Regions from separate parts of the Mus musculus genome. Here region 2 is linked to region 1. A link is a loop called in an ENCODE intact Hi-C map of the cell type or tissue named here. Cell type or tissue: heart. All regions are shown on one strand.

What was found. A loop is a pair of places that touch in the nucleus more often than their neighbours do. Peaks named below come from ENCODE experiments on the same cell type or tissue, not always from the same donor. Only the 100,000 strongest peaks of a DNase experiment are listed, where the experiment ranks them.
Region 2: a loop joins it to region 1, with 2.5 times the contacts of the local background. A loop is called at or near these places in 1 of 42 quality-filtered maps.

Annotation. Positions count from the first base shown.
Region 1 is chr3:152,208,779-152,212,778 of GRCm38, reverse strand. Fubp1 (far upstream element (FUSE) binding protein 1) reads right to left here and starts at 2,357. Exons shown (of 20, transcript NM_057172.4): 1 at 2,079-2,357. The coding sequence starts at 2,186. Gm40180 (a long non-coding RNA gene) reads right to left here. Exons shown (of 3, transcript XR_867759.3): 3 at 3,891-4,000. It also overlaps a transcript of Dnajb4 not described here. In heart, a CTCF peak has its summit at 2,190; DNase peaks (open chromatin) are centred at 1,848 and 2,368; H3K4me3 peaks cover 4,000 bases; H3K27ac peaks cover 3,259 bases.
Region 2 is chr3:152,143,486-152,147,485 of GRCm38, reverse strand. All of the region lies in intron 1 of Gipc2 (GIPC PDZ domain containing family, member 2), which reads left to right. Among named protein-coding and RNA genes, the nearest start is that of Gipc2, 20 kb to the left of the region's middle. In heart, no CTCF peak of the experiment used is centred here; DNase peaks (open chromatin) are centred at 15 and 2,125; H3K4me3 peaks cover 329 bases; H3K27ac peaks cover 3,450 bases.

The sequences.
Region 1 (4,000 bases):
GGAAGGGAGGTGGGGAGATGAAGAAGGAATGGTGTGAGGAACTGGGGGTGAGTGGGCAGGAATGTAAATAAAGAAAATAATTTTTAGAAAAAGTAAGTGTGCCAGGATCAGTGTAGGCAGACCTGTCACTCCAGCATTCAGGAGGGTGAGGCAGAAAGACTCTCATTTTGAAAACAAAATCTCATCTGGGCATGGGTGGCACACACCTTTAGTCCTAAAGGCAGAGGTAGGCAGTGAGTTCCAGGACAGCCAGAACTACATAGTGAGACCTTAGTCCCTTACTTACACAGGCAAGGTCCTGATGGAATTTCTACATACCCAGAATGTCCAAAGGTGTAACAGATACTATCATCTATAATAAACACTTGTATTATCACAGCCAATGCTTGCTAACAATGGAATCTATCCATAGTTTTTCTCACATTCCCACCTTTTTCCTCCTCCTATGTTATCCTATATTAGCTGACTACCTCTTAGAGCTGTCCTTCCAGAAACCCTCGATCTTTGTAGAGCAAGCAGCAGCTTCTTGTCTATGCTGGCCAGACTCCCACTCCTCACTGCACTATATGAATGTCACCCATCTTTCAGTGAGGCATCCCTTTCCAGCAGCGTCCTGTACAGCGCCTGCCTCACAGTGTGACTATTTATGTAACCGCTGTGGTTTACTTTATCATCAAAGCTGTCTGCTCACTCGTGTTCGATTTTTATCTCACAAGACTAGAAATCACACACTTAAAAAGCTTCCAAAGCCGAGAGGTGGAGTACACCTACACTAGAGACAATTCAGCAGGAAGCCTTAAACCTCAGGCCTGCCTAGGCTTTCGGTAGAGGCCCTGCATCAAAAAGTTTCCTCAGATGCCCAGGCAGACACACTTGTCCCTGAGCCTAACAACTTACACCTGACCAAAGGGTCCTACATGGAAGGAGAATCAACTCCCACAAGTTGTCCTCTGACTTCTATGTACACCAACCACATTGCTCATGGAATCCCTCTGTATGAATAAATATATTTTTTCAGTATCTATGCACTAGATAAGTGTGCTTGCTGTATTATGGTAGACTTGATAAACCTTGATTGAGTCGGTAATCTTTCGGTCCTGAAGGAAGTTTCCAGTATAGTCAAAGCTGGCTTTAAAAACCTGCTCATGTCTAGCAACTACAACAGAGCCATAAGGGTTTATTTTACCTTACAGGCAAATTCCATAACATACTTTTTTTTTTGAGACAGGTCCCTCTTGGCCGTTTTGACTGGCCTCAAACTCAAGAGACCTGCCAGGCTCTGTCTCTCGAGTGCTGGGACTAAAGTCGAGCACCACCCCACCCGGCAAGGCAACATTATACATTTTTAAGCTACAAAGAAGTCGGGGGCGGGGGCTACTTGAAGACATTGACGTTCAGGTTATTGGGGGGGGGGTGTCAAATGCAAGGACTCTTATCTATCCAACCCTTTTCATCTGGGAAAATGGTTGCCATTCGAGGCAACAGTACGTCCCTACGTAGCACAAAGAGGTTGGAGGCTTCGACTTGGGAAGAGAGAGGCAGATTCAAACTCAAGGCTGGGGAAGAAAGGGCCCGGGGCCATTTGGAGCTGGGGAAAGGATTGGTGGATCGCACGCAGATCCCGCCCCGGGGAGAGCCTCGCTGGTGAACGCCGCGGGGAACGTTAGGCTAATTACGGCGAGGGTGGAGAGCTCGGCGGCGCGGGAAGCGGCGGGGACCGCTAGCCAGGCAGCCGGCCCTCCCTGGCTTGCCCTCGCCGTGACCTGAGCGCCCAGAACCTTCCACGCGCCTGGGTCGGGCGGAACCGGAGCCGAGGGAGCCGGGGCAGGCAGGGCGCACGGGGCGGCGAGGCCGCGCGCGCGGGGCGGAAGTGGAGGCCACGCTCGGGGAGAGCGCGTGGGAGGGGGGGGCGCTTCAGACCACGACAACGGGCTCGGCCTCGAGCCGCTGGGACCCCTCGTGAGAAGACGCCATCTCCTCGGGCGGCAGCCGCGAGTGCGAGCAGGGCCGGACCTGCCCCGCCGGCGGCTCTCGGGGGTCGGGGAGGGGAAGCCGCCGCGCGGTCGGTCCACGCTTACCTGCCGCGCTCTCTGCAGGGCATCTTTGAAAGCGTCGTTAACGACTCCGCCGCCGCCGCCGCCAGCCGAGCCAGACGACGGCGGAGGCACTGTGGAGTAGTCGGCCATACCCACGCTACAGCACACGCTGCCGTTTCCTCGCGGAGGGAGGCGCCGCTCTCGGTTAACTGCTAAGAAAGGAAGAAGATGGCGGCCGTCGAGGCTCTATCACATTCTTGCACGACCATCGTGCCGTAAAGGGGCGGAGACTGGCAGACGGAAATCCCGCGATGTTTCAGCGCTGACGCGCGATTGGCGGGGGGTGAAGAGGGGGTGGAGGGTACAGAGAAGGGACGCCGGGCGAAGAATATCGCGAGACTTGACCGGGCTCCCACGAGAGTAGGGTCTCTCTGGGCGCCTCCTCGCAGCGCGAGTGCGGGCCATTGTTCCCTCGCCTCGGCGGCTGAGGCAGTGGCGCCCGGGAAGTGTGCCGCCCGCGCTTGTAGGGGACTTGGAAAGGCCGTCGCGGATCAGGGAGCTAGCTAGTGTCCTTCCGTGTTTCCGTAGTAAGGGGCCTGACGTCGTCGGGCGGGGACGTCACGCAACAGTGTCGCGCGGCCGCACAGCCCGAGGGCCGCGCGCACGGGGCGTGCGGGGCGTCCGCGGCGACGCTGCGGAACCGTCTGCGGCCCGGCGGCGGGAGCCCACCATGCTCCGGGGCGCCGAGCTGCCTCTGCCCATGTCTCCACCCGGGCCGGTCACAAGCGGGGAGGAACTCAGACCACCGGGCCCTTAGTTCTCGAGCCGATTGCCTACTGAGTCTCTTATGTAAAATAGTGTGGGCGAGCGGATGGTGAAAGTATGACCGCCCTTTGTCCTTTAAAAACGTGAGTGTTGCACATCCAGTATGTAGACACCTAGCGTTGCGTGTCTTTGGCCAGTCTTACCATGTGCCCCTTATGTCACGAACGTGTCATGCTCCTGACACAAACCGGCTTTACTGCGTTTTCCCCACCCCCCCCCCCGCGCCCCTGCGGGTAGTCAGATCAATGTCATGGTCTGAATTTTCATTTCTGGACTAGTTGGCTTTGCAGGCAGTTTCTAATATTTGTCATATATGCCAATAACCACGTTTCTCCAGACCATTCCTGAGCGTGTCTTAGCCATGCTAGCCTAATGCTGGCAATTACTACGGTGAATGAGGGTTCTTGGGCCTTTATTCTGTTTATACTTAGTATGCCACAATGATCCCTGCTCTCAGTTTAGCTAAGAAAAAGGCAAAATGGACTGTCTAATGTATGACGTTTCCCCCCTCTCAGTCTAAGAAGCATTTTTCTTAACACCAATCTTAGAATGAGAGAAATATGTTCCCTTGGCTTTCCGATAGCCGGAAACTATGTGTCCAGTACCCACTATCAGTTACTAAGTCAGGTGCTGGCAGATACAAACAGCATGATTTTCTTAAAACCAGCTCTGTCTTAGCCATTTGATAGCTCAGTTTGACCTGTTTAACCTGTTCATGGATGTCTAGGAATGTCCGTGGATTTAGAAAAACAGTAAAGGTATTGGGCTACAGATTTAATCATAGCAATATGTAGGAAAACTAGCTAATGAGAGTATTTCAGTCGCGTTTTAAGGAAGTTTGCCCAGCAAATAGCATTTACTCATCAGTAATTGATGTTTTTATTCACTAATTAGATTTGTATACTAGTTAGATGTCTGGTTGAAATAATTCAGAGTTTTATTTATTCCCCCTATAACCAATTATCGTTTAGATTTTTTCTAAATATTGAAAGGACCTTCATTTCTCATTTTTTACAACACTGCATACCGGGAAGGTGAGTATTGTAGTATGGAATACTTTGGGATCAGCTTAGACTACGGTTTCTTATCCTCAATGCTGCTGAGAGACTTTGGACTGGGTAATTCTTGGCTGTATGCTT
Region 2 (4,000 bases), 65 kb after region 1:
GGACAGAAGACCATCTCAGCTGAGTTTAGGCTTCTGGATCAATCTTACGGAATGCGTTGGTTCTTCTCTAGATGTTGAAAATAGAACTCCAGGCAAGCACTGAGCCACAGTCCTGGCTCTTACAGGTTTATAATATGCAGAGTAGAGCACGTGGTTGCAATGTCTCAGTGTCACAGGTCACCGCAGCTCTGCACAGGTTGACAAGGTTCTTGACAGGTGGTGAGTCAGCATGGTGCAAAAGAAAAGCACAGGCTTTGAGGTCAGATAGGGAGGTGGGTTGGGGAAGGAATTCCTCTGTGTGTTATTGCTAGGCATAGAAAATGCCATGGCGGGCTTATCCTTAGCATACAATTCTGCCAGTCTACTAAACGTTCTGCTAAACATGCATCCATGTTCAGTAGTCAAAGCTAATTTTCACCCCTCCCGATACCCATTAAGTCTCCTAGAATTTTGGTAATTATGTTCATATCATGGCCTGAACTGGCTGATTTTGTGTGTCAACTTGACACGAGCTGGAGTTATCACAGAGAAAGGAGCTTCAGTTGAGGAAATGCCTCCATGAGATCCAGCTGTAGGCATTTTCTCAATTAGTGATCAATAGGGGAGGGCCCCTTGTGGGTGGTGCCATCCCTGAGCTGGTAGTCTTGGGTTTTATAAGAAAGCAAGCTGAGCAAGGCAGAGGAAGCAAGCCAGTAAGTAACATTCCTCCATGGCCTCTGCATCAGCTCCTGCTTCCTGACCTGCTTGAGTTCCAGTCCTGACTTCCTTTGGTGATCAACAGCAATGTAGAAAGAGTAAGCGGAATAAATCCTTTTCTCTCCAACTTGCTTGGTCATGATGTTTGTGCAGGAATAGAAACCCTGACTGAGACATGGCCCTAGAAGCCTAGACTGAAAGTCTAGGGATGGTTATCAGTGTCAGACACAGAAGAGTAGTTCAAGCACAGTCTCTCCCAGCACCTAGGCCTTAAGAGTTTCCTTTATTTTTAATTAAAAGTTGTTATTACTGTTGTAATTGTTAGTGTGTGTGTGTGTGTGTGTCTGTCTGTCTGCCTTCAGACATGTGTCATGGCATGTGGATGCCAGAGTGCAATACTCAGAAGATGCTCTGTCTCCTCTCTCTTCCTCTTCCTCTTCCTCTTCCTCTTCCTCTTCCTCTTCCTCTTCCTCTTCCCCTCCCCTCCCCTCTTCTCTCTCTCTCCCCCTCTCTCTCTTTCCTCCTCCTCCTTCTCTCTCCCCTCTTCTCTTCTCTTCTCTTCTCTTCTCTTCTCTTCTCTTCTCTTCTCTTCTCTTCTCTTCTCTTCTCTCCTCTCCTCTCCTCTCCTCTCCTCTCCTCTCCTCTCCTCTCCTCTCCTCTCCTCTCCTCTCCTCTCCTCTTCTCTCCTCCTTCTCCTCTCCCCTCCCCTTCCCTCTCTCTCTCTCTGTGTCTCTCTTTCTCTGTCTGTCTCTGTCTCTCTCTCTCTCTGAAGGTTTCTCCCACTCTTTCTGCCATACTTGCTACCCCAAGCTCTCTGGTCCTGGCTGAGTCTCCTGTTCTGCCTCTTGCTTTGGTATTGTAGCACTGGGTTTCAGGTGCCCACCATCAAATCTGGCTTTTTCACAAGGGTTCTGGGGACCAGACTCAGGTCAACAGGTTCAAACGGCAGGAGCCATTCCCACTGAGCCATCCCACCAGAATCTTCTTTTTAACACATGTTTTAGCCTCAACACACTCATACAGGACCATGCCAGTTGGTCCTTTTAAGAAGAAATGAAAACGCAAATAGGAGAGCATACAGTTATATCACACACCCAAATAATGCAGACAGCAAAAGAAGTTGTGAGAGCAAGGATAACCTGGGATAAAGTTTACCTAATGATAACCAAATTGCTGGGGGTGGGGGTGCAGGAAAGAAGGAGATTGGAGGTGAAAGAGCTTGTTATCCATTTGCACTGAAATAGCAGCAGGATTCCTTTCCATCTCCCATCCTCCCATCTCCCCTTCTCAGAGTGGTGAGGAGGGCTACACATCACAGGATCTGAGGGAGGCTGGGGGAAGGGAGCATGTGTGGTCATAAAAATAGAAGCAGGCAGCACAGACACAGAGTCAGTTCCCAGCCTGGAGCCAGGGCCTGTACTGTGCGTTCTGGTGTGGTGACACATTCTTGGGAGCTGAGCGTGGTGTCCAGCAGTAGCCAGCCAGCCTTCTGGGAACCCTTCTGACCCTGCTGGCTCCTCTCTCCTCCTCCAAATACTCTGCCTGCCCCAGTACTAGGGATCTTGAAGGCTGAATAGACATGATGCTGGCAAGCAGAGGGTGGGGAGAAACTATGGTGGGAGCAGGGGGCAGAGGGCAGAGGGCAGAGGGCAGAGGGCAGAGGGCAGAGGGCAAGGGGTTAGGGAGCAAGCTTAAGCAATTCCCAGCACAGAGACCTTTACGTAGACTTGTGACCTACCTTCCACAGAGCCCTTTCAGCCCTTTCTCCTTTTCCCAATGTCTGGTCCTAAAGATCTCCATCTCTAGGCAAGAAAAGAGTCAAACCTGAGCAACCCCAGCCTAGCAGAGATCGCACACATAGTCTGCAGTAAGGGAAATCATGCCTGTGTGTTTAGCCGCCCCCTTCCCACTTACCCATCATTCATTTCTTACATGTTCCAGTTTCCAAATAAAGATTAAAGTTCCTGAGGTGGTCTCCCTCCTTCTCCCAAATTCTTTAGCCTCACCTAAGGATTCCAAAAGGACTTTTTCCTAACAACTTCCAAATGTCTTGGTCCAGAATAAATATCCATCTCCCAGTCCCTCTGCCCTCTCTTTCAGATAGTTTTTCTAGTGTATCCTTCTCCAAGTGTTCAGCTTGATGTCTGAATTCTTGCTCTAGACTGTAGTAACAGAACACCTTCCTGTTCTAGACTGTGGTAATAGAGTACCCTCCTGCTCTAGACTGTAGTAGCAGAGCACCTTCCTGCTCTAGACTGTGGTAACAGAGTACCTTCCTGTTCTAGACTGTGGTAACAGAGTACCCTCCTGCTCTAGACTGTAGTAGCAGAGTACCTTCCTGCTCTAGACTGTGGTAACAGAGTACCCTCCTGCTCTAGACTGTAGTAACAGCATAGCCCTCCTGTTCTAAACCATAGTAACAGAGTGCCCTCCTGCTCTAGATTGCAGTAACAGTGCCCTCCTGCTCGTTCTAGGCTGTAGCAACAGCAGCACCTTCCTGTTCTAGACTGTAGTAACAGAATGCCTTCCTGCTCTAGACTGTAGTAACAGAGCTTCTTCCTTGGTCGATGGCATTTTCACAGCTGAGTGTCTCCTTGTGCCATAATTCAGGCCTTATTTTGTTTATTGGTGTGTGTGTGTGTGTGTGTGTGTGTGTGTGTGTGTGTGTGTGTGCCAGCATATAAGAACCCACAGAAGCCAGAAGGTGGCATGGGATGCCTGGGGCTGGAATAGGAGGTGCTTGTAAACTCCCCGACATGCATGCTGGGAACTGAGCCCCCAGTTCTCTGCAATGTAGCAAGTCTAACTGCTAAGCCTTCTCTCCAGTCCCATGCGGGTCATTTTCAAATGTCACCTTCTCTTTAGGCATTTTATTCTAAGTGTTACGGGTCAGCATCCCAGGCCAAGAGAAACAGAGTTCTCTGTTCTGGAAAACATGGTGGAATATTTAGCTTAAAGATTCTCTGGATGCCAAACGACCGTCTTTACCACTGTATGTTCATGTTTGCTGGTGACTGGAGAGCTTAGTTCACAAATTCTATAATGCTTATATGCCATCCCACTGTGCCAGGATGTAAACTACTGACCTAGTTTCCTCGCCTGGCTGTGTTCCTCCCCATCTTCTGCAACAAGGGGGAAGACATGTTAAGAAAGACAATTGGTTCAGAAAGCAGGAAACAGAAGCACCGTTTGATTTATGATGTCTTGAAGTTGGCAAGTAGCTTACATTCCTCAGATGGGATAAGCTAACCTATCTCCTCTCCTTGTAGGGATATTGTGGGAGAGGTCATTGTCTCACTTGCTG